2 separate regions of the Homo sapiens genome follow, and region 2 is linked to region 1. Evidence: chromatin loops called from intact Hi-C (ENCODE). Cell type or tissue: HepG2. All regions are shown on one strand. Each heading gives the region's core, and the rest is flanking DNA. Links, peaks and the distances in the headings are about the cores only. Region 1 overlaps ADD3 (adducin 3). Region 2 overlaps SMC3 (structural maintenance of chromosomes 3).

Region 1 (11,170 bases), core at 493-8,492:
CTTTGGGAGGCTGAGGCAGGTGGATCACGAGGTCAGGAGATCAAGACCATCCTGGCTAACACGGTGAAACCCTGTCTCTACTAAAAATACAAAAAATTAGCTGGGTGTGGTGGCGGGCGCCTGTAGTCCCAGCTACTCGGGAGGCTGAGGCAGGAGAATGGCATGAACACGGGAGGTGGAGCTGGCAGTGAGCCAAGACTGCCACTGCACTCCGGCCTGGGCGACAGAGTGAGACTCCGCCTCAAAAAAAAAAAAAAAAAAAAAAGAATTTGTGGAATTAAACATCTCCCAATCAGCAGCATGAAATCTTTTTCAGTATTGATTGCCAAATGATCCCAAAACTAGAGAAAAATATGTTGTCTTCCTCATTTATACTTAATTGATTTACAATGAAACTGTTATTTCATCAAACTGGGATTATCTAGCTTTTGCTCTTTGGTTTAACAACTTTGTTCCTTTCCCCTTTATATCATTAAAGAAAATTAGCTTCTTGCTAATAGATCACAGTTTATTAAAATAATGATCTGTCTTCATTGGAATCAAAGTAATGCCTTATTACATTGCTAAAACATTTCAGTTTTGTAAAGTAGAGCAAAAATGTTAAGTATGTAAAATAACCCCCAAAAAACCCTCCCCTTTCGTAGAAAACCATGAGCTGTTTTCCAAGAGCTTCATCTCCATGGAAGTGCCTGTCATGGTAGTAAATGGCAAGGATGATATGCATGATGTTGAAGATGAGCTTGCTAAGCGAGTGAGTAGGTTAAGCACAAGTACAACCATAGAAAACATCGAGATTACTATTAAGTCTCCAGAGAAAATCGAAGAAGTCCTGTCACCTGAAGGCTCCCCTTCAAAATCGCCATCCAAGAAAAAGAAGAAATTCCGCACTCCTTCTTTTCTGAAAAAGAACAAAAAAAAGGAGAAAGTTGAGGCCTAAATAAAGTCTTTTTATAATTATTATTATAACAATGTGACATTGCACATCTAAATACCACATTTAAGTTGATCATTAATATGCAATGGTAGATCAGATTGGGGGATGTAGCAAACTGGACTTTAAGAACTGGAAAGAGGTTTTACAAAAGAAAAACTTTCAGATTCATCTCTCATTTTATATGTCCAGAAATGGCTTTGAATTTTAAGCAATTACTAGTTTTAATTAGCTCTGCCCTCATGAAGTATTATTATAATTCACCATAAACAGCTATCTGTCTGAATTACTTCAGGCCTTCTCCATAATATCTGTTAGAAAGAAATTGCCAGTGAGCAAGTGAGAATTTTTATTTCTCAATACCTGCTTCACTTGATAATCATATTATAATTTTTTATCATGATTATTGACTATATTTTTGGAGTCCCATTGTTTCAGTGGGCATTAACAGAATGCTTTAAAAACTTCTAAGACAAGAATCTATAGCATTAGTATACACTGGCACATAATTTTTTAAAAAGTTTTAAGAAAAGATTCATTTGGAATTTTATTCACAGTATAAAATTTCCTCACCTGAAGTAACTTTGTTTGCCAAAAAAGTTGTTTTAATAAACTATAATTTTTGAAAACTTCCTTTTTTATTAGTTTAGAAAGCCCCTTATTTTTCAACAAAGGGGATTTTGTACACATAACATGGGTTATTTAGTTTAACTCTGGCAAAAAAAAAAAAAAAAATTTTGTATGTTGATGTTTGTATACCGTTCAGTATAAAAGTGTCCTAAGCATATTAGCCAATCTTTTCACAGTAGAGCATACTTAAGGCTGCTTGGTACTGAGTATACTTAAATATAACTCCAGAATCCAGGGACTTGGTGTTAAAACAGGATTAGAGCATGTAAAGGTACATCTAGATTCATATTTGAATCTTAAACTGTATTTTTCTCTTAGTATTGCTAATGAGTAAAGAAAAGTCTCATAAGGTAGCCAAATGAAAAAGAATGAAAGGGAAAGTGAAAAATTAAGGGGACAAAAGATGGGATGTGAAAAGAAGAATTCTAGTTTGATGGTGACTCATATTCACGATAGGATACAAAGTGTGATTTGTTGGAAACATGTCCCAAATTTCTAAAATTCTGCTTCTCTGCCAAAAGCAATGTCTTTCTTGGTTGATATTTGAGTTTTAAAAGGGTCAAATCTTTCTAATTTTTTGTATCTTTAGAGGGCAGCACTAGAAGAAATCAGCAGGTCTAATCCCACCAGTAAGAAAACTACCACTTCTTGATTTTTACAGATTTAAAAAAATCTTTTCAGTGACCTTTCTTTTTAATGTAAATACAAATTTAAACCTAGGCTTAATATAGGCGTTTCCCCTTTCACCCAAGTGATGTCACAGTTCGATGCAAAATCAATGATCCAGAATGATCGTGGGTAAAAATAACTCAAAGTGTTTCTTAAGGGTGAGTTGGCATGCAAAAAATTACATTGATTACAGTGTGTTTTGGAGCTGGCTCTGTTTGTGTGCATATGATAATGCAGAGTTGAGCCAGAGCCTGGAAATGTCATTCTAGATCTCACTAACTACTGGAATCAGTGTTTTAATCTCTTGGTGGAAACTTTCAGTTGCTTAACTCTCTATTGGAAGATTTTTTTAATGTTCTACATCATTTATGTTGTATTACAATGTATGTAGAAATAGTAACCTGTGAACTATGCTTTTCCATAACTTTTTAAAAATATATATATCTAAATGAATGCAATGTGCATAAATATTTTTTAAACATAACAGTGAACTATTGCACCTTTTGCTAATGCCTCTATTTACTTGCTTTGGCATAAAGAATGAGCCAATGAACCTCTGTGTCCTGTGGAAAAATGTATAAATGTTATCTGATATTGCTCTTAGATGTAATGCTAATTAATGTTAAATCACAAATAAACAGTATTTTAAATATACGGACTTGTATCATGAGGTTTCCATTCACAGGTGGTTACTTAGCCTATTCATGGTCTGTTGAGTTTTATACTTCAGTGAAACTTGGTAAGTTATTGATGCTTCTGAATAAAGAATGTCCTGATAAATATATTTTCAAATTAGTTGAAAATTATATATATATACAAAACCTGTCTTTTTTCAGCTTATGTTAGAGGAGATATTCCCTGAGAGACCTGTTTTGTCTCTTGATAATGGGTATGGCAGCCTCTATCAATGTAGAATAGATGTTGCAGGATATGTACCTCTCTGATTTTTAATGTATTTGTTGTACAAATAACAATGTAATAGAAAAACAGCAGAAAGAGTAGAAAGTAGTTCACAATTTTATCACATTCACTTTTTTTTTTTTTTTTTTGAAACGGAGTCTCACTCTTGCCCAGTCTGGAGTGCAGTGGCACAAACTTGGTTCACTGCAACCTCCGCCTCCCACGTTCAAGTGATTCTCATGCGTCAGCCTGTTGAGTAACTGGGATTACAGGCATGCGGCACCATGCCCAACTAATTTTTGTATTTTTAGTAGAGACAGAGTTTTGCCATGTTGGTCAGGCTGGTCCTGAACTCCTGACTTCAAACAGTCCACCCACCTCGGCCTCCCAAAGTGCTGGGATTACAGGTGTAAGCCACTGTGCCCAGCCTTTTTTCCTTTTTGACATGGTCGCCCAGGCTGGAGTGCAGTGGTGTGATCATAGCTCAATGCAGCCTCAAACTCCTGGGCTCAAGTGATCTTCCTTCCTTAGCCTCCCAAGTAGCTTGGACTACAGGCATGCACCACCACACCCAGCTATTTTGTTTCTTTGTTTTTTGTTGAGACAGGATCTCACCGTGTTATCCTGGATTCAAGTGATGCTCTTGCCTCAGCCTTTCAAATCATAAGGATTATAGACGTGAGCCACCATGTCTGGTCCATATTCACATTTAAAAAAATTATATTCCCTTCCAGCTATTATCTAGTTATATATATTTATATATATATCATTTATATGTAGGTGTTTTTTATATATTATGGTGTGAATGTAATTTTTCAGGGTTTTTTTTCCTACTTAGATAACACATCTAGATTTTCAAACTAAATCTGTCATATGAATAACTTCTTGTGATTATTTTTCTACTTTGCCCTAAAAATACAGTACAAGAGGAGGATAACATGTTAATTGAGGGCTCTGGTTAATTGAAGTTTTTACTATAATTACCCATTATAAAAATGAAGGGTTTGGTCAGAGAAAAATAGTCATAGTCTTGGGCATATTTAATTATTACCTTGGCTTGTAAATCACCCTGTGGTAAAAAATTGCTATTTTAGAAAGATGCTCATTTCAAAATTCCCTTTCATAAAGCAACAAAGGCGATTATCTTCAGTTCTCACTTGAGAGTCAATATAGTAGAAAAGTTCGCATGTGCCTTTTCTTCATTGATTAGTATTTTCATTCAGGGAATAAAAACCAAACTGATAAAATTTGTGACAGCACTGGCTTCTCTTAACATCAGGCCCCTTTTTCCCCCCCACATAGGCAGAAAATACAGACTGGTTATTTCTTTTCAAACTCAAGGTTGATACATACACATATCCAAGTTGCAATCTTGGCCAAACTGGGATTTTGATAAAAACAGTCTTGTTTGTGGCCACTAGAGGGAGTAATAGATCTAACAATCCAATGTTTCCATTCCTTGCACTGAACTTCCCTATTTAGTCTGTAGGCACCATGTTTGTTGTGAAATACCCAGAACTTGAAAGAGAAGGCATTTCCTTTGTTGTTTATTCTCCTCAGTAGATCGTTCTCGACTTTGTTTCCTTAGCAGGTCTCATTACAGATATCACCCACAGTGGAGAACACATAGAAAGTTGTGGTGTGCTCTCAGAGGCTGTGATAGGATATGACACCTCAGAGTTTTCATACCTGTGAGTGACAAGACAATGCCTTCTTCAATAATTGACTTTTTTTTTTCTTTTTTACTAAGGAGCTAACCGATAATATTTTTTGTTGATGCCTTCTGTGTACCAAACGTTAGGCTAAATGCTTTTCATATATGACTTCATTTGGCCTTCCCAGTATCCCAACAAAGTAGATGATATTATTCCCATTTTGTAGATAATGAAACTAAGGCTTGTAGAAGATGAAAAGTAGGTGGTAGGATTCCACCCATAGAGATTCAGACTTCTATAATTACTCATGCCATCTGTGTGCCAGACCCTGTGTGGCTGCAGTACATTTCCATGGTTTTTAGGAAGAGGCAGTTATCTTAGTTTGGACTGTAAGTCAAGCCACGGTGAACTTGTATTTTGATATAAGTAGATTTGGGATCAAACATTGACTTTTGATTTGGAAGACTTTTTTCCCTAACAAATCACCTCAAGAATGAAGAAATTGGTGGATACCTGAGAAGCAGGAATGACCTGTGGTGATAGCAACCTTTAGGATAAAGAACCAGCTCCTAAATCTTACACCATGACACCTGGAAGACAAGTTATCATACTTTTGCTTAAGATGCAGCAGAGACTTGAGAAGAAGCCCTTTTTCTTTTTCTTTTCTTCTTGATTTCCATTATTGGAAACAGAAGAAACATTCTAAGGAAAATGTTTTTAAAACCAGAAAAGGTAGCTTAATCTAGTTACAGAAGTCATTTTAAAGATCAGAAATACACTGTATCTACAATTTTATTTAAATGAGTGTAATTGAAGATGGTCTGTCTTGGAGAAAAACAATGTAGAAGCCTTTTGGGGAAACTTGATAGAAAAAAACCCTGAATTTGCATACTCTTACTTTCAAAGGGGTTTCATTTCTAAGAGCTGACCATTAGGGGGCAATAGTGGATCTAAATTTAGTTTTAGTTCATTGAGGGAACTCCTTCGAAGTATTTTTGGGCTTGATTTAGAACTCTATTTTGATTATGCATTGCTAGGTGCAGTCTAAGGTTGAGGAAAGTTTATAGATACCAGATTATTTTATTTGTTCCTTATAGCCTGGTTATCTTGTTCTGACTTTGTAAGAATTATCCTTCTGAGAGCTGGTGCTTACCTAATGTCATACACTTCATGGGGGCGCTAAGCCCGGATTCAAGAAAAGGTCTTCAAGTCTTCATTTCATGCTTGTCATACCACAGTTTTCCTTGGAAACCCATCAGGGCATAACCTACGAATGGATAAAATAGATAATAGATACATTTTCTAAAGTTTACTGCAAATTGTGATGTTTAGAACTTTATTACGGGAACAGTTTAGAGAAACACATTGCAAGACCAAGCCTAATTATTATTTATCCATAGTTGTTTCCTAAAGTTTCAAGTTTTTAGATGCTCCATGAGTCTTTACAGTATTGTCTCAAGTTGCTGATTTCTTTACTGTTGGAACCTCTAATATTTTAAATGCCATTTACACTTCAAGTGACAAACGGGCACATTTTGATATTCTGTACCAAAAAAAAAAAAAAAAAAAGCTTTTTTTATCTAGCAGAAAAATAGATGGATATATATCCAGTCCACAATTCCTTTTTATTTAACAAAAAGTTTAGTATGAAAATATACATGATCCAATTTTTACGTCATAGTAAAATAGGCCCTTCGGGGAGAGGTCATGGATTTCTCTGCAAAACAGCCTTGATTTATACTCATCCCAAGGCTTCTAACATGATACAATTTCCTCATATCACCATGAGGAATATCATTCTGTTACCCACTAGTTGCAATCTCCACACATCCATCAATCAAAAGATTCATAAAGGGATCAAATCCCTGCAATATTCCTTAGACATGTCTGTCACCAGTTAAATCCAGCAATAATTCTTGTCTATTCATTTTTCCAACTCAGGAAAGAGATCCTTGCTCATGGTGTTGACTCCATGGACTCAGAGCTGCCATGACACAATTTTCACCCTCCTTCACGCTCCCGAAGTAGGCCTGGCCCACAATTATTTTTAAGGCCTATATAATTTCTGGTTGGGTAAGTCTTTATACTGAAGCTGTGGTGAAGGGGGTTTTTGTTGTTCTTGTTGTTTTGAGATGGAGTCTCACTCTGTGCCCAAGCTGGAATGCAGTGGTGCGATCTTGGCTCACTACAACCTCCGCCTCCTGGGTTCAAGCGATTCTCCTGCCTCAGCCTCCCAAGTAGCTGGGATTACAGGTGCCCACCACCACACCTGGCTAATTTTTGTATTTTTAGTAGAAATAGAGTTTCACCATGTTGTCCAGGCTGGTCTTGAACTCCTGACCTCAGGTGATCCACCCGCTTCAGTCTCCCAAAGTGCTGGGATTACAGGCGTGAGCCACCATGCCCGTCCCGTGAAAGTTACTAAGTTGCCTTTTTGTTTCTAGATTTTATTTTTACACAAACGGTTTTGTCATTCTCCAGAGTCGGTCCTGACCTTGCTTCTGATGGTAAGAAAACCTCTCCAGTGCTATATGACTGCTGTCACGAGGCAAAATACTCGTTCCTTGCTGAACAACATGCTTTAATAGCATTGGTTTTATTCATCTAATTTGAACGTGTATTGAAGAATATTAGATTTCTAAGAAACTCTAGGATTTTTTAAAAAGTGTTTATGAAATGGCAGAATCAATATGTAGTACAAACTTGCAGCACCAGATGAAAGGACTTATAGGCAAGATTTTCCTCATTGTCTATATTAGACTCGCACTCAAAAAGCTGGTAAATATGTCAGCCCTATAGAAAGACCATTGCAGAGTGTTAATTGGACTTCTTAGACCAAACAGTGTCCCTTCAGATTGATATTTAGACTTGAAATTTTTGAGAAAAACTTGGATTTCCCAAAGCAATATAACATATCCTAGCAGATAGGGATGGAAATTAGGAAGTAGTACAGTTATAAAATGCAGGCTTTATTATTATTTTTTTCTTTGAGACAGTCTCACTCTGTCGCGCCCAGGCTGGAGTGCAGTGGCATGATCTCGGCTCACTGCAACCTCCGCTTCCCAGGTTCAAGCAATTCTCCCGCCTGTCTCCCAAGTAGCTGGGATTACAGTTGCCCACCACCACGCCCAGTTAATTTTTTGTATTTTTAGTAGAGACAAGTTTTCACCGTATTGGCCAGGCTGGTCTGGAACTCCTGGCAGTTGATCCACCTGCTTTGGCCTCCCAAAGTGCTGGAATTACAGGCATGAGCCACTGCACCCAGCAAAATGCAGGCCTTAAGAGGCAGACTCAGCCGGGCCCAAGTAATCCCAGCACATTGGGAGGCCGAGGCGGGCGGATCACGAAGTCAGGGAATTGAGACCATCCTGGCCAGCATGGTGAAACCCCCTCTCTACTAAAGATACAAAAATTAGCTGGGCATGGTGGTGCACGCCTGTAGTCCCAGCTACTCGGGAGGCTGAGGCAGGAGAATCGCTTGAACCTGGGAGGCAGAGGTTGCAGTGAGCCGAGACTGTGCCACTGCACTCCAGCCTGGCAACAGAGCGAGACTCCATCTCAAAAAAAGGGCAGGCTCTTTTGGATTTCCCTCTGGTACTCCTGACTTATCTTTTCTGGGTTTATAAAACAAATATAGTGACAGTCCCCAGCCTGGACCTGGAGCTACAGTTCTGCTAGACTCTTCTCAATGGTTTTCTGGCTGTGTTCTGTCCTTCCTTGAAGACCATTTTCTTTCATAGACAGTCAAGATCTAAACTAATTGTTTTTTTTTTTTTTTCCAAAAGCAATAGCTTCTGAAGATTTTCACTAAGCAGGAGCTAGGGAGGAAGTAGTTGTTGCGTGCTATAACTCACCCCTTTCCTGTTGAGTAATGCTGTAGAGGTTGGATTCAGTGGCAACTGGCTTGCTAGACTTTGACTTCAGAGTAGATGAGCTCCTAGTTTTATGAGAGAACATGTAGATACAGCCAGCTTGTTGGCATGCACAGGCAGTCTCTTCCAAAGGTGTTTGCTGGACTAAGGAGTTAAAGTTCAACATTTCTTCCTACCTGATTTCTGTTTTGGAAATGTTGGCTTCAATTGTTTCAACTGAAATAAAGGTCATTTGAGGCTATTAGGATAACCAAGACTGTATCCCAAATATTATCTACTGGTCCACATCGCGGGGAGGGGTAAGACTCACTGCACCCGGATGTTTGGGTATCTTAAGCCTTTTAAATTATTTAATTTAAAATATCCTGTGTGGTAATTGAGATGTTTTGTTTTTAAATTATTTTTAAAATAGTGTTTTACTTTAGAACATATTTTCAAAATATGAAATTTTTTGATATGTAGGTATGGTCGTGTGTCTCCATTTTGACCTTTAAGTTAATATTGAGCAAGGGTATATGCACATGTACTTGCCAAAGCCAAGCTGAGCATGGGTCAATTAACTGCAGAGGAACAGGGCAGGCTGGGTGGGGCAAGCTCAGGAATTCTACCCACTCACTGAGCAAAGTCAGGCACTGGGGGAACAGCTTGAGCTGGAGAGCTAGTAGGAAGCCCAGCCCAGCCAGTGAAACATGGAGCCTCGAGAACATAGCCATCGGCCAAAAGCGTAGTCTGGTAAATGGTCTGCATCAGGGAAGTGGGAGTCCCAGTCAGGATTCTGGAGTAAGAAAGCAGGATGGCAGAAGCCCAGTAGCATGTGTAGGAGTGCCAGCCACAGGCTTAGCTCTAAGAGCAGCGCTTCCTCTACTTCCTGTGGGGTAATGGCAAGATCATGGCAGGACCTCAGGCTTAAGGGGCCTGGGTATAGTTAGCAGTTCCTCAAGACAGGAACTCGGATAGAAGGAAAATGACAGATGGGAATCCTGTTATCAGAACTGAGGTACACAATACTGCTCAGAATTCCAGAAGCCAGGCAGTGCTCAGAGCCAAGACAAGGTCAGGACTGGCCTGGGGACAGGCTTGGCTTGGTGCCCAGTGAGTCCCAGAGCCAGGAGCTAGAGCTACCTCAGTTCCGCTGGCCTCATTAGGACTAGTCCTGGACACCACAGCCAGGTAAGTCGGTCAAGTGGCCCTAGTCGTTGTGGGAGAGGCACACTGCAGAGACAGGGAAGGGCCCTGACATGGCTTTCACAATGGAAGCAACCCTGTGTGATAACAAGACAGCCACGTAAGAGTGGCTGCAGGAATGAGTTAATATTTCACACCAGAACCTACCTGAGGACTAGCAAAGATGAATAAGCAAAGGCCAAGTGCTACTGAAACACTCGCTGTGAAGATGGCCCCATGTTTCCTGTGAACTAATTTTCCAATCGGGAGGCAGTTTCACTATAGAAAAATTTAGCTCCAGTGATGTCTCTGCCCTTCCCCGCCCCCAACCCCGCCACCCTCTTACCAGGAGTCACTATAAGATGCACCTCAAGAACACTAATTGAATAGAAGAGAATCGAAGACAGTGGTCTGTGTTTCCTCCTCCTATAAAAAATGAGGCTATGATTTTATGCTGGCAAAACACCTTCGATTCCACATGGCGTCCTCCATAACCCTCTGGTTGTGGCAATAGCCGTTTGCCACTGAGTCAGAGGCCTCTCTGATTTGTCTTGCCACATCCACCCAAATAATGACCTCTCAGTTCACTCCTCCAACCTGCTTCCGGAGAGAATGGCTTCCTTAGGACCGTACCTGTAGCAGCTCCAATCTGTCATCATCTGGGGGACTCAGGAGCCAGCTGCATGAGTCATCCAGTCCTCTACTCCCACAGTTGTCCATAGAACACCTAGCCCTGCCACCTGGCAAGCCAGCCTTCTTTCCCACCCCATCTTCCCCAACCTGGGTACCCAGCAGAAGACATATACCCTCCCAGTGACCGCCTTAGCTCTCCAAGCACCCTTCTCCACCTGGGCACACTGATAGAGGATGTTTCCTTTCATCAAAATGACTTCTTCCTTTACCAAACTCCAGTAGCACTTCAGGATCATACTTAGCCTGTCTTGTAAGCATTATTGATTATGCATCTGTCTCCCCTACAAGATCATAAGCTCTGGGAAAGCAGGGACTGTATATACCTTGTTCATCCTTTTGTCCTTCACCATGCATGGCCAAAAATAGATTCTTCCTTTCTGTTGCTCACAAGGGACAACACTGTTCATGTTGGTGACATGTTAATAACATGTACATAGCAGAAAGATGTTCTCATATATCTTAAATAGTGAAAGTCAGGAAGTGGCTTAGGGTGAAAATCCTCCTTGGAGCCATTAGTCTGATCTATAAAGCTAATAATAATAATAGCTACAGTTTATCAAGTGCCTACCATGTAGGCTTTGTACTACATGTTTTAATTACATTATCTCATTTAATCCTCAATCATGCACTATATGGTTATCCACCAAAGGGGGAAA
Region 2 (11,170 bases), core at 1,627-9,626, 460 kb after region 1:
CATGTAAACAATATTTTGACATCTGACAAGTGTTACCTAATATGAAAATAGCTCTTCTTTTGGTAGTCACAGATACTAATACTACTACTGTGGTTCTTGTCGTGTTCGTTATAGAAGGGAAATGCTAAATCTCATTTTGAGGTTAATAAAAATAAAGATGTAAATTTTTTTCCTACTCAGATCACAGATCTTCTGAATTTTATCTTTGAAATCCAGGTTAAGAACCTCCAGTATATAGGTTTAGTTTACCTGCCCTCAATTTTTTTTTTCCTCTTTATTTGTTGAAGAAAGCAGGTAAACCCATCTCCCCCCAAGCTTTGTTTCTGTATATGTACGTTTTGTTGTGGTTGTTTTTGAACCATCCAAGAATAAGTAAAACATCATGTCATGTCATCTCTAAAATTTAAGCATGCATCTCCTAACAATAAGAACATTCTTTTGTATAGCCACAGTATCATTGTTACACCTAAGAAATTTAACATTAACCTAATATCCTCTAAAAAGTATCCATATTCAAGTTTTCTCAATTATCCTAAAATATTTTTCTATTTAGGATTAAATCAAGTATGCATATAGTGTCTTCTCTTTATTTTTTTTTTTTGAGATGGAGTTTCGAGCCCAGGCTGGAGTGCAGTGGCATGATCTCAGCTCACTACAACCTCCGCCTCGCAGGTTCAAGCGATTCTCCTGCCTCAGCCTCCCAAGTAGCTGGGATTACAGACATGCGCCACTATGCCCGGCTAATTTTGTATTTAGTAGAGACGGGGTTTCTCTATGTTGGTCAGGCTGGTCTCGAACTCCTGACCTCAGGTGATCTGCCTGCCTCAACCTCCCAAAGTGCTGGGATTACAGGCATGACCACCATGCCCGGTCTAGATTCTTTAAATATAAGACAGTTCCTCCTGCTCCCTTCTCCCCACCCAGAGAAATCCAGAAAAGTTCCATTTTCTGGATTTGTCTTATTGCTTCCTCATCATTGTTTAAATATTGTTGGCATGAATGCTACATGAATGATATGTACTTATGGTGTCATATAATGTGTCCCATTGTTAGTGATACTAGGTTTGATCACCTGCAGATCTCTCCGTTGTAAAGGTATCCCTTTGCCCCTTTGTAATTTAATAATATGTGAGATTATTCTTCAAGTCAGGTTCTCCCAACAACTTCAGTTGCTTTAGCACTTTGTTGACTCTTGCCTGAATCAGTTGTTACACTGGGGGGTTTCAAAATGGTGATTCATAAATTCTGTTATTGCTGCTGCATTTATTAGCTGTCACTCTTCTGTAGAAAAGAGTCTCCAATTTTCATTTTTTAAAAAAGTATCACTGTGATTCATGAATTTTTTTTTTTTAATTCAATATGTTATTACATTGGTATTGTTATTTTGATGCTCAAATTTTCCCAAATATGGCCAGTGGAAATTTCAAGCTAGGTCCTGTGTCCTACTAATATTTCCTCTTTAGTCTTCACTTCCTTCCCCTCTGGTAGATGTTCAGGTTCAACTGGAGGTTCTTTTTTTTTTTTTTTTTTTTTTAAAGACTGCAAATTTTGGCTGGGCACAGTGGCTTGACTCTGTAATCCTAGATACTTAAGAGGCTAAAGCATGAGGATCACTTGAGGGCAGGAGTTCGAGAACCGCCTGGGCACATAGCAAGACCTGGTCTCTACAAAAAAGGTGTGGTGGTGCACACCTGTAGTCCTAGCCACTCAGGAGGCTGAAGCAGGAGGATCACTTGAATCCAGGAGTTTGAGGTTGCAGTGAGCTATGACCGCACCACTGCACTCCAGCCTGAGCAACAAGAGCAAGACCCTGTCTCAAAAAAAAAAAAAAAAAAAATCTAGCATTGAAAAGCAAAATTTTTTCAGGGTGGTTTAAATTACTTTCAATTCTCATTATCTACTTAAAGCCTGTAGGTTAGTTTTTTTGTTATAAGTCAATTTATCATTGAATAAAAAAGTTGTACAGACCTATTACATATGTTTTGTTTATAGGTGACCAAGTCAGCCATCGGGGTGCTCTAACTGGGGGTTATTATGACACAAGGAAGTCTCGACTTGAATTGCAAAAAGATGTTAGAAAAGCAGAAGAAGAACTAGGTGAACTTGAAGCAAAGCTCAATGAAAACCTGCGCAGAAATATTGAAAATATCTTTTTGTTTTGTGCATAGTGATAGATATTGTGGGGGAAGAACTGTGTTTTGGTTGCCATATATAATCTTTTGTTTTTTCACATATTAAAAATTTCTTGTGTTTTAAGTTCAAGAGCTTATGTTTGTTTAGCTTTTGAAGACTAAAAGCTATTTTAATGATTCTTTGCTTAAGTGTTAAGTAGCTAATACCATGAAGTCACTTGGAAGAAAAGAACCCATAGAACACAAAAATAAAGGTTGTATCAGGCAAAGAAAGAGGAAACTGAGAAGGATCAGTTTGTGAATTGTACAAGTAAAACCTTGGTAGTTTTTTTTTTTTTCCCTTCTTCCCTGTTGAATTTATGTAAGCAAGAGATACTGTTTTAAGGAAGAGAGTGGGGGCGGCATCAGTAATGTTACATATTGCTTAGAAGTCAAATATATAAGGACTGGCATTTTATTGTACTTGTACAGTGGCACAGGCCTGTAGTCCCAGCTACTTGGGAGGCTGAGGCAGGAGGATCACTTGAGCCTGGGAGGTGGAGGTTGCGGTGAGCTGAGATCACACCACTGCACTCCAGCCTGGGTGACAAAGTGGGACCCTGTCTCAAAAAAAAAAAAAAAGGTGACAGGGGAGGGTGAAAAATGTTAGATTTTACTGTCTTGAAGTTATTTGGTGCAGATTTAATGTTAGTGGAGGAAATGGCTGTCAGATAACCAAGTCGGAGTAGCCATAGTTTTTTTTTTTACATAAAAATGGTGCTGCATGAGGAGTGGTTAGTTCAGTTCACAAATGAAACAATTGTATATGTGGATTTTCTTAAAACCACCATGGTGCTTTGGTATAAGAAGTACTTTATGTGTGCTTTCCATTTTGCCACACAAGTTGAAAAATATAGGTACTTGAGCATCAAGAATAGATATAAAGTTAATGATTTTTAACTGCTTCAGGTGAAACTGGAATTTTTTTAAAACTGCAGATTTATAACTTCTGTGCCATCAGTGCAAGCACAGAAAAAGAAAAATAAGCACCTGAGCTTTGACCTTGCAGGGGTCTGCATATCGCACTTTAAAGAACTGCCTGAATTTGGCAAGATGTTAACACAAAGAGCGTATGGGGAAATACTGAGGAAAAGGAGGATGTTGACAGTGTATACCAGCTGTCTTCCTGTGTTTGATAATCCAGCTAGATTGAATTATTCCACACATGGCAAGAACTCTTCATACATAAACCCTTAACATAGTGCCTTAAGCATAGTAACAGTAAACATTTGTTGAATGAAAAGATATTTAAAAGTATGTAATATTGTTAGATTTCACCTAACCTCCTTTATGGTTTTCCAAGAATTTGTTTTGTATAACTTTTAGTAAAACAGTATACATGTTATTCTGAGAGTGAAATGGGGTGAAATGTTTCAAGCTTCTTTATGATTGAATGCATTTTGGGTAATATAGTTCAGCATTGTTTTGGTCCATAAATTTGAGGACATAAATGTTATTTGGGGGTAAAGAAAAGGAAGGGATACATGGTGTTGTGTCTAAAAAGAATTAAGAACATACGATATATTTACAACCTGGAGATAATTTTCCTTAGCCTTGTATATGGATTAATAATGAAATTGATCAGTTGATGAACCAAATGCAACAGATCGAGACCCAGCAAAGGAAATTTAAAGCATCTAGAGATAGCATATTATCAGAAATGAAGATGCTAAAAGAGAAGAGGCAGCAGTCAGAGAAAACCTTCATGCCTAAGGTTCGTAAGTATATCTTTGGTTATAGATCGATTGTTACAGATTAATAATATGGAAATATGAATCATACATTATATGGGTTATCCTTGAATTTTATGTTTCATTTTTGTTTGGACCCATACTTTTTTTTTTTGAAGACAGAGTCTCTTTCTGTCTCACCCAGGCTGGAGTGCAGTGGTGCGTTCTCAGCTCACTGCAGCCTCCACCTCCTGGGTTCAAGCGATTTTCCTGTCTCAGCCTCCTGAGTAGCTGGGACTACAGACATACGCCACCACATCCGGCTAATTTTGTGTTTTTAGTAGACATGGGGTTTCACCATGTTGTCCAGGCTTGTCTCAAACTCCTGACCTCAGATGATCCACCTGCCTTGCCCTCCCGAAGTGCTGGGATTACAAGTGTGAGCCACTGTGCCCAGGCTAGACCCATACTTTTGGATATCTACATCTATTTTACCATTCTTAAACCCATGGATACCCAAAGTCTCCTATTGTTGGCACGTTCAAACTTTCCACCTTCATTGAACAAATAGGCATTTGAAGCTGTGACATAAGAGTACTGTCTGATGGTCAGTTTTTGTCAGTAACCATTTTTATCTGAAGCACAATGGAATTAGTTGAATATTTGATTCCGTTTTGTCCAGATTGTATTAAAATTAGAAAGCAAACTTATAAGTGATAGTGTGTTATTGGTCTCATAAACTTGACAGTTTTGACAAATCTTTTACTTAGTATAATACTAAAACTACAAAGAGCTTAAAAAAAAAAAAAAAGATGTGCCTACAGTTGTACCATCCCAACCATATTCTGACAACTTTTTATTTTTTGAGGGGGATGGAGTCTCGCCCTATCGCCCAGGCTGGAGTGCAATGGCGTGATCTCGGCTTACTGCAACCTCCACTTCCTGGGTTCAAGCAATTCTCCTGCCTCGGCCTCCAGAGTAGCTGGGATTGCAGGCGTGTGCCTCCACACCCAGCTAATTTTTGTATTTTCAGTATAGACGGGTTTCACCATGTTGGCCAGGCTCGTCTCGAACTCCTGACCTCGTGATCCACCCACCTTGGCCTCCCAAAGTGCTGGGGTTACAGGCGTGAGCCACTGCGCCCGGCAACTTTTTGTTCTTATAATATGCCTGAAGATTTTTGTATAGTTTAATCATGGAATATGATCTGCCCCACCCTGCCCCACCTATACTATTACATCATATTTTTCTTGTTGCTAGAGTCCTAATTACCAAATTAATAGGCACCTAATATTTGAGTTGATATGTCTATATATTTAGCTCAATCAAATATAGATTGTTTTAAAATTTTCACTATAAGTAATACAGTGGCTAATACCTTACTAATAAATGGATAATGTCATATAGCAACGTAGCTTACAGAGTTTGGAGGCAAGCTTGCATGCTATGGAGTCTACCAGAGAGTCATTGAAAGCAGAACTGGGAACTGATTTGCTTTCTCAACTGAGTTTGGAAGATCAGAAGAGAGTAGATGCACTGAATGATGAGATTCGTCAACTTCAGCAGGTAAGTAGACAGCTGACTGGAAAAAGAATTCGTTAGTAATTGGCTATTGTGAAAAGGGCCTTTCTTGCTAACTAGGGCAATATGAAAGAAAAGAACTGAGAAAATATTAAAATGAGGCTTGGACTTTTAATATACATAGGAGTAAATAAGATTTTGTTTTTCTAAACCAATCTAGCTAGGTTAGGATTATACAAGAAATTTTCATTTCCTTAAAATTTAGTTAATTAGCATTACTTATTAGTTGTAAGTATTGCTATGAGTTTGAGCTTGTTAGCCTTACCATATTTATCTTACTGCCTTTACATATTTAATGTTTTGATCAAGCATTTTAATTGATTTTTAAAACTGCATAGATGTAAACTACCAACACCGATTCTAAAAAATGAAAAGCATTTAAAGAAACTGTTTTTGACAGCATGCGTTATAAAAAGGGCCAGCCACAAAAATTTAACATTATGAATTGATAAGAGAAAAATGAAGAAAGTATAGGGCTTTTTTGAAGAATATAACATATTAAACTTCATTTCAGCTCACATGAGCACAAGTACTAGAGAGGACAGCAAATGAGCACCATTCCTGTGTGTGAAATGTACATGCTTATATAGACAACTTTTTCTTAATTCTAGGAAAACAGACAGTTGCTAAATGAAAGAATTAAATTAGAAGGTATTATTACTCGAGTAGAGACTTATCTCAATGAGAATCTGAGAAAACGCTTGGACCAAGTAGAACAGGTGTGTATGTGTTTTTTTTTTTTTTTTTAAGGGCTCCTTGGTGGCCATGACCTATTGCAAGTGGTTATATCAGAGGCTCTGATTGAAAGCATGGGCTTTGGGGACAGAAAGCTTAGTGTCTTGTGGGCCTTGGGTTGGAATTCTGCCACCTAGTGTGTGATTTTGGACAAGTCACTATTTCTAAGCCTCAGTTTCTTGTGTGAATTAAGCATTATCATACTTGTTTTATATAATTGCTATCCTGACACATTCTAAGTACTTTGTTAATATTTTTTCAGTGGTGGTTAGATGCTTAGAAATTTTCTAGTAATTGTGTCTTTTTTTTCTTCCCTTTAATGGATACTTCTAAGTATTTGTAATTATATGATGTATTTATATTTTTTTGTTTTCTTGAATGTTTATTCAGACAATAGCCATAGAAAATGTTGGCAGTCATAACATTTGAAACTAATGGAATTTGTATTTTTTGTTACAGGAACTTAATGAGCTGAGAGAGACAGAAGGGGGTACTGTTCTCACAGCCACAACATCAGAACTTGAAGCCATCAATAAAAGAGTAAAAGACACTATGGCACGATCAGAAGGTGAATTTTTATGTAGTAAAATTTTGTTTATATGCATGTTTTATAAAATTGTTTACTACAGAATGAAATGTCCAAATAGGCAGAAGCATATGCTAATGATTTTTTGTTTTCCATTATAAACAATGTATAGCAAATGGAATTTAGGAAGTTGACTATAAATAGTAACTTTTGTTTTACTGAAATGTTTATGACAATTTTGAGACCATAAATGATTCATTTTGTTGATAAAATATGAAATACCTGACGAAAGTTTCTCATCACTTAGTTGTTAGAAAATAACTATAGTTTATAAGCATTAACATTGAATAATGAAAATTATATATTTGAGTGACTCATATATACTTCTAATTTTGTACTGACTTAACATGGTTCATAAATTTTCACAGAAAATTTTAAACACAAAACCTAAAACCTATTTTGGTAGGTTTGATCATAAAAATCTATACTCAACATATAACACTGGCTTTATAGGTATTATAGCCTAATTTTGTTTCCCCCCATCTTAGATTTGGACAATTCCATTGATAAAACAGAAGCTGGAATTAAGGAGCTTCAGAAGAGTATGGAGCGCTGGAAAAATATGGAAAAAGAACATATGGATGCTATAAATCATGATACTAAAGAACTGGAAAAGATGACAAATCGGCAAGGCATGCTATTGAAGAAGAAAGAAGAGTGTATGAAGAAAATTCGAGAACTTGGATCACTTCCCCAGGAAGCATTTGAAAAGTACCAGACACTGAGCCTCAAACAGGTTGGTTTTAAATTTGAAGTCTTGTTACAAATTGCTCAGTATATAAATTTATTTATATGAATACATATTTTCTCTTTATAGTTGTTTCGAAAACTTGAGCAGTGCAACACAGAATTAAAGAAGTACAGCCATGTTAACAAAAAGGCTTTGGATCAGTTTGTAAATTTCTCCGAGCAGAAAGAAAAGTTAATAAAGCGTCAAGAAGAGTTAGATAGGGGTTACAAATCAATCATGGAACTGATGAATGTACTTGAACTTCGGAAATATGAAGCTATTCAGTTAACTTTCAAACAGGTATGTTTCGCTTTGTAGTTAAAACATACACACAGAGGACAAAAGCTTCCAGCTCTTTTCAGTTTGTAAAGATTTTAAAGCTGTTTTCCTCATTACCAGGTGAATCTAATACATGTGAACAAACCTAGCATATAGGTTTACAGTAACTTGAATGTTTTACACAGCCCTTAGAAGGATCTAGTCTGTTATCCTTGTTCTTAAGATTAAAAAATAATTGGTTGCTTTTAAATATTTTACTTAAGTGTTATATATAATTCTAAGCAAAATTTATATTTCAATCTGCTTTTGTTTTAAGGTATCTAAGAACTTCAGTGAAGTATTCCAGAAGTTAGTACCTGGTGGCAAAGCTACTTTGGTGATGAAGAAAGGAGATGTGGAGGGCAGTCAGTCTCAAGATGAAGGAGAAGGGAGTGGTGAGAGTGAGAGGGGTTCTGGCTCACAAAGCAGTGTCCCATCAGTTGACCAGTTTACTGGAGTTGGAATTAGGGTAAAATACCTTTATATTCCATTTTCCTCAGAGCATTACCATAATAGAATTTATAGTATCTTTTGCAAATCTGATTGGTGCATTATATGCAAGTTACTTTTGAAAGATGGTGGTGATTCTGCCCTTTAGGATATTAACTCATAATATGTTTATTTTTAGGTGTCATTTACAGGAAAACAAGGTGAAATGAGAGAAATGCAACAGCTTTCAGGTGGACAGAAATCCTTGGTAGCCCTTGCTCTGATTTTTGCCATTCAGAAATGTGACCCGGCTCCATTTTACTTGTTTGATGAAATTGACCAGGCTCTGGATGCTCAGCACAGAAAGGCTGTGTCAGGTACAGTTTCAGTACAGTTTTGGTTTTGTATTTAACAATAAGCTGGTAATATTTGCTGATGTATATATGAAAAAATCAAACTCAGGCAGTTTTGAATTTTAGTAAGAGTAAAGATAGTTGCTTTTTAAATTTTCAGATCTGCTGAAAAGAAATTTGTTAAAGCACAATTTTCTTTTTACAGATATGATTATGGAACTTGCTGTACATGCTCAGTTTATTACAACTACTTTTAGGCCTGAACTGCTTGAGTCAGCTGACAAATTCTATGGTGTAAAGTTCAGAAATAAGGTAATTTTATTTTACATTGAGTTTAAGTTTGTATTTATTCAATTATATTTGTTGAATTCTGATTTTATGTTACTTAAATAGTGAAAGAAAACTTAGAAAGTCTTTGCTTATCTGATGTCTTTGTAAAGAAAGAACTTTTCCTTCAAATAACTATGAAGTTTAGCAGTATTTTATGGCGTTGCATTGGTTTTATTTTCATTGGCATTAATAAACAATATCTTTCTGTCCAGTCTATTCAATGCTTCTGTAATGCACAGTCTTTAACAATTATATATGTTCATTTGTATAGACTGCATAGCTCTTCCTGGGTGTCTTCCCAACCTTAAAATTCTTGATGAAATAGCAAAGTAATAGAAAGTGAACAAAAAGGTAGTTTAGATGTTTAGGCATGATATTTATTTCTTCAGAGCATTAAAATACATATTTTTTAAATCTATGCATTGAACAAACACCACTGTAAATAAAGGTTTTATAAGTCAGTGCTTCAGAATTATTTTCCTTCATATGTAAAATATAGGTGATAGGCCGGGCGCAATGGCTCATGCCTGTAATCCCAGCACTTTGGGAGGCCAAGGCAGGTAGATAACCAGGTCAGGAGTTTGAGACCAACGTGGCCAGTATGGTGAAACCCCCGTCTCTACTAAAAATACAAAAATTAGCTGGGCATGCTGGCGTGCACCTGTCGTCCCAGCTACTTGGGAGTCTGAGGCAGAATAATTGCTTGAACCTGGGAGGCGGAGGTAGCAGTGAGCCAAGATGGTGCCACTGCACTCCAGCCTGGGCAACAGAGCAAGACTCCATCTCAAAAAAAAAAAAAAAAAAAAAAACTAAAAATTAAAAAATGTAGTTAAATGTAGTTGATAGGCTGTATATATTTACCCTATACAATGTAAACACTGATGTAATTAACAGATTTTTGTTTTTAACATTTATTCTTCAGGTTAGTCATATTGATGTGATCACAGCAGAGATGGCCAAAGACTTTGTAGAAGATGATACCACACATGGTTAATTGGAAAATACTACCTACTGGTTTGGGAGATGTATATAGTAATATGATTCTCATACCCAGGAACTGTAAATTTAAACCTAAATATTTGGCCAATAGTTTTCAGACTTAAAGCATCATAGTCCTTTTATATTTGTCTTTGTATTTTATAAGATACTCTGTAATGTCATGTTTGTACTGATAGTTTAAGAATTTAATTTCCTGTACAACTTTTTGTAAAATGTTCTGCTCCTATTTTAAATGTTTTGAAACATGCTAAATATTCTTTCCTAATTATTTTATCACTTATACTACCTTTTTTATAGCTTCAATTAAATAATCGGTTTTATGACTAATATAGTGTTTTATGTGGCTTTTCATTTGTCATAGTCTCTTCCAGTGAGAACACTAATCAGATTGGATGTAAGGCCTCATTTTAACTTAATCACCTCTTTAAAAGACCTGTCTCCAAATACAGTTAAATTTGAGGTATTGAGGGTTAGGACTTCAACATGTGAGTTTGGGAAGGGAAGCACAAAATCAGCCCCTACCATGGTATATTTATCATTGATACATTACTATCAACTAAGCTCAAGATTTTATTCAGATTTGACTAGTTTTTCCACTAAGGCCCTTTTTCTTTTCTAGGATCCCACAGAGGATACATTACATTTACTTACATCTCCTCTAGTCTGTGACAATTTCTCTGTCATTGTTTATCATATCTTGACAATTTTGAATAATATTCACATATTTTGTAGAATGTCCCTCAAATTAGGTTTGTCTAATATTTTTCTCATGGTTAGATTGGAGCTAATACCACAGAAGCGAAGTATTCTCATTACCTCATATAATAGTACATATTATTAACATGTTTTATCACTGATGTTTACCTTGATCACCTACCCAACATTGTACTTGCCAGGTTTCTTTGTTGTGAAGTTACATTTTTTTCCCTTTCCATACTACTCTTTTCTTTGAAAGTAGGTCTTTAAGCACTGGGGGTCTCCTGTGACCCTGGAAAACTACCTCAATAGTCCTCGTAGCTTTTTGTAGATTCTTTGAGATTTTCTACATAGACAGTCATGTCATTTGCAAGAAAGAGGCAGTTTTATTTCTTCCTTTTCAAATATTTACCTTTAATTTCTTTTTCTTGATTTCCCCTGGCCTGAGTTTATACTGGTTATCTGCAGGAGAATTTGTTAGGAGCTACTCTTCCATCATTGGAAACCAGAAATACCTAAAGAGATACTTTTAAAATAAAGAAATAGTAATGGGACTTTAAATTGAATTTAAA

Evidence for each region. Hi-C counts contacts between places; a loop is a spot of excess contacts. Peaks named below come from ENCODE experiments on the same cell type or tissue, not always from the same donor. Only the 100,000 strongest peaks of a DNase experiment are listed, where the experiment ranks them.
Region 2: a loop joins it to region 1, with 4 times the contacts of the local background. A loop is called at or near these places in 6 of 110 quality-filtered maps.

The regions. Positions count from the first base shown.
Region 1 is chr10:110,132,682-110,143,851 of GRCh38, forward strand. It overlaps ADD3 (adducin 3), which reads left to right. Exons shown (of 15, transcript NM_016824.5): 15 at 645-2,884. The coding sequence ends at 937. It also overlaps the pseudogene SNRPGP12. Among named protein-coding and RNA genes, the nearest start is that of MXI1, 69 kb to the right of the region's middle. In HepG2, for the core only: CTCF peaks have their summits at 4,558 (motif pointing right) and 5,716 (motif pointing right); DNase peaks (open chromatin) are centred at 4,610 and 5,730.
Region 2 is chr10:110,594,406-110,605,575 of GRCh38, forward strand. SMC3 (structural maintenance of chromosomes 3) reads left to right here. Exons shown (of 29, transcript NM_005445.4): 19 at 1,993-2,145; 20 at 3,734-3,885; 21 at 5,249-5,407; 22 at 6,034-6,141; 23 at 6,617-6,725; 24 at 7,232-7,479; 25 at 7,561-7,773; 26 at 8,069-8,260; 27 at 8,420-8,597; 28 at 8,779-8,885; 29 at 9,826-11,170. The coding sequence ends at 9,897. Among named protein-coding and RNA genes, the nearest start is that of SMC3, 32 kb to the left of the region's middle. In HepG2, for the core only: a CTCF peak has its summit at 6,277 (motif pointing left); a DNase peak (open chromatin) is centred at 6,256.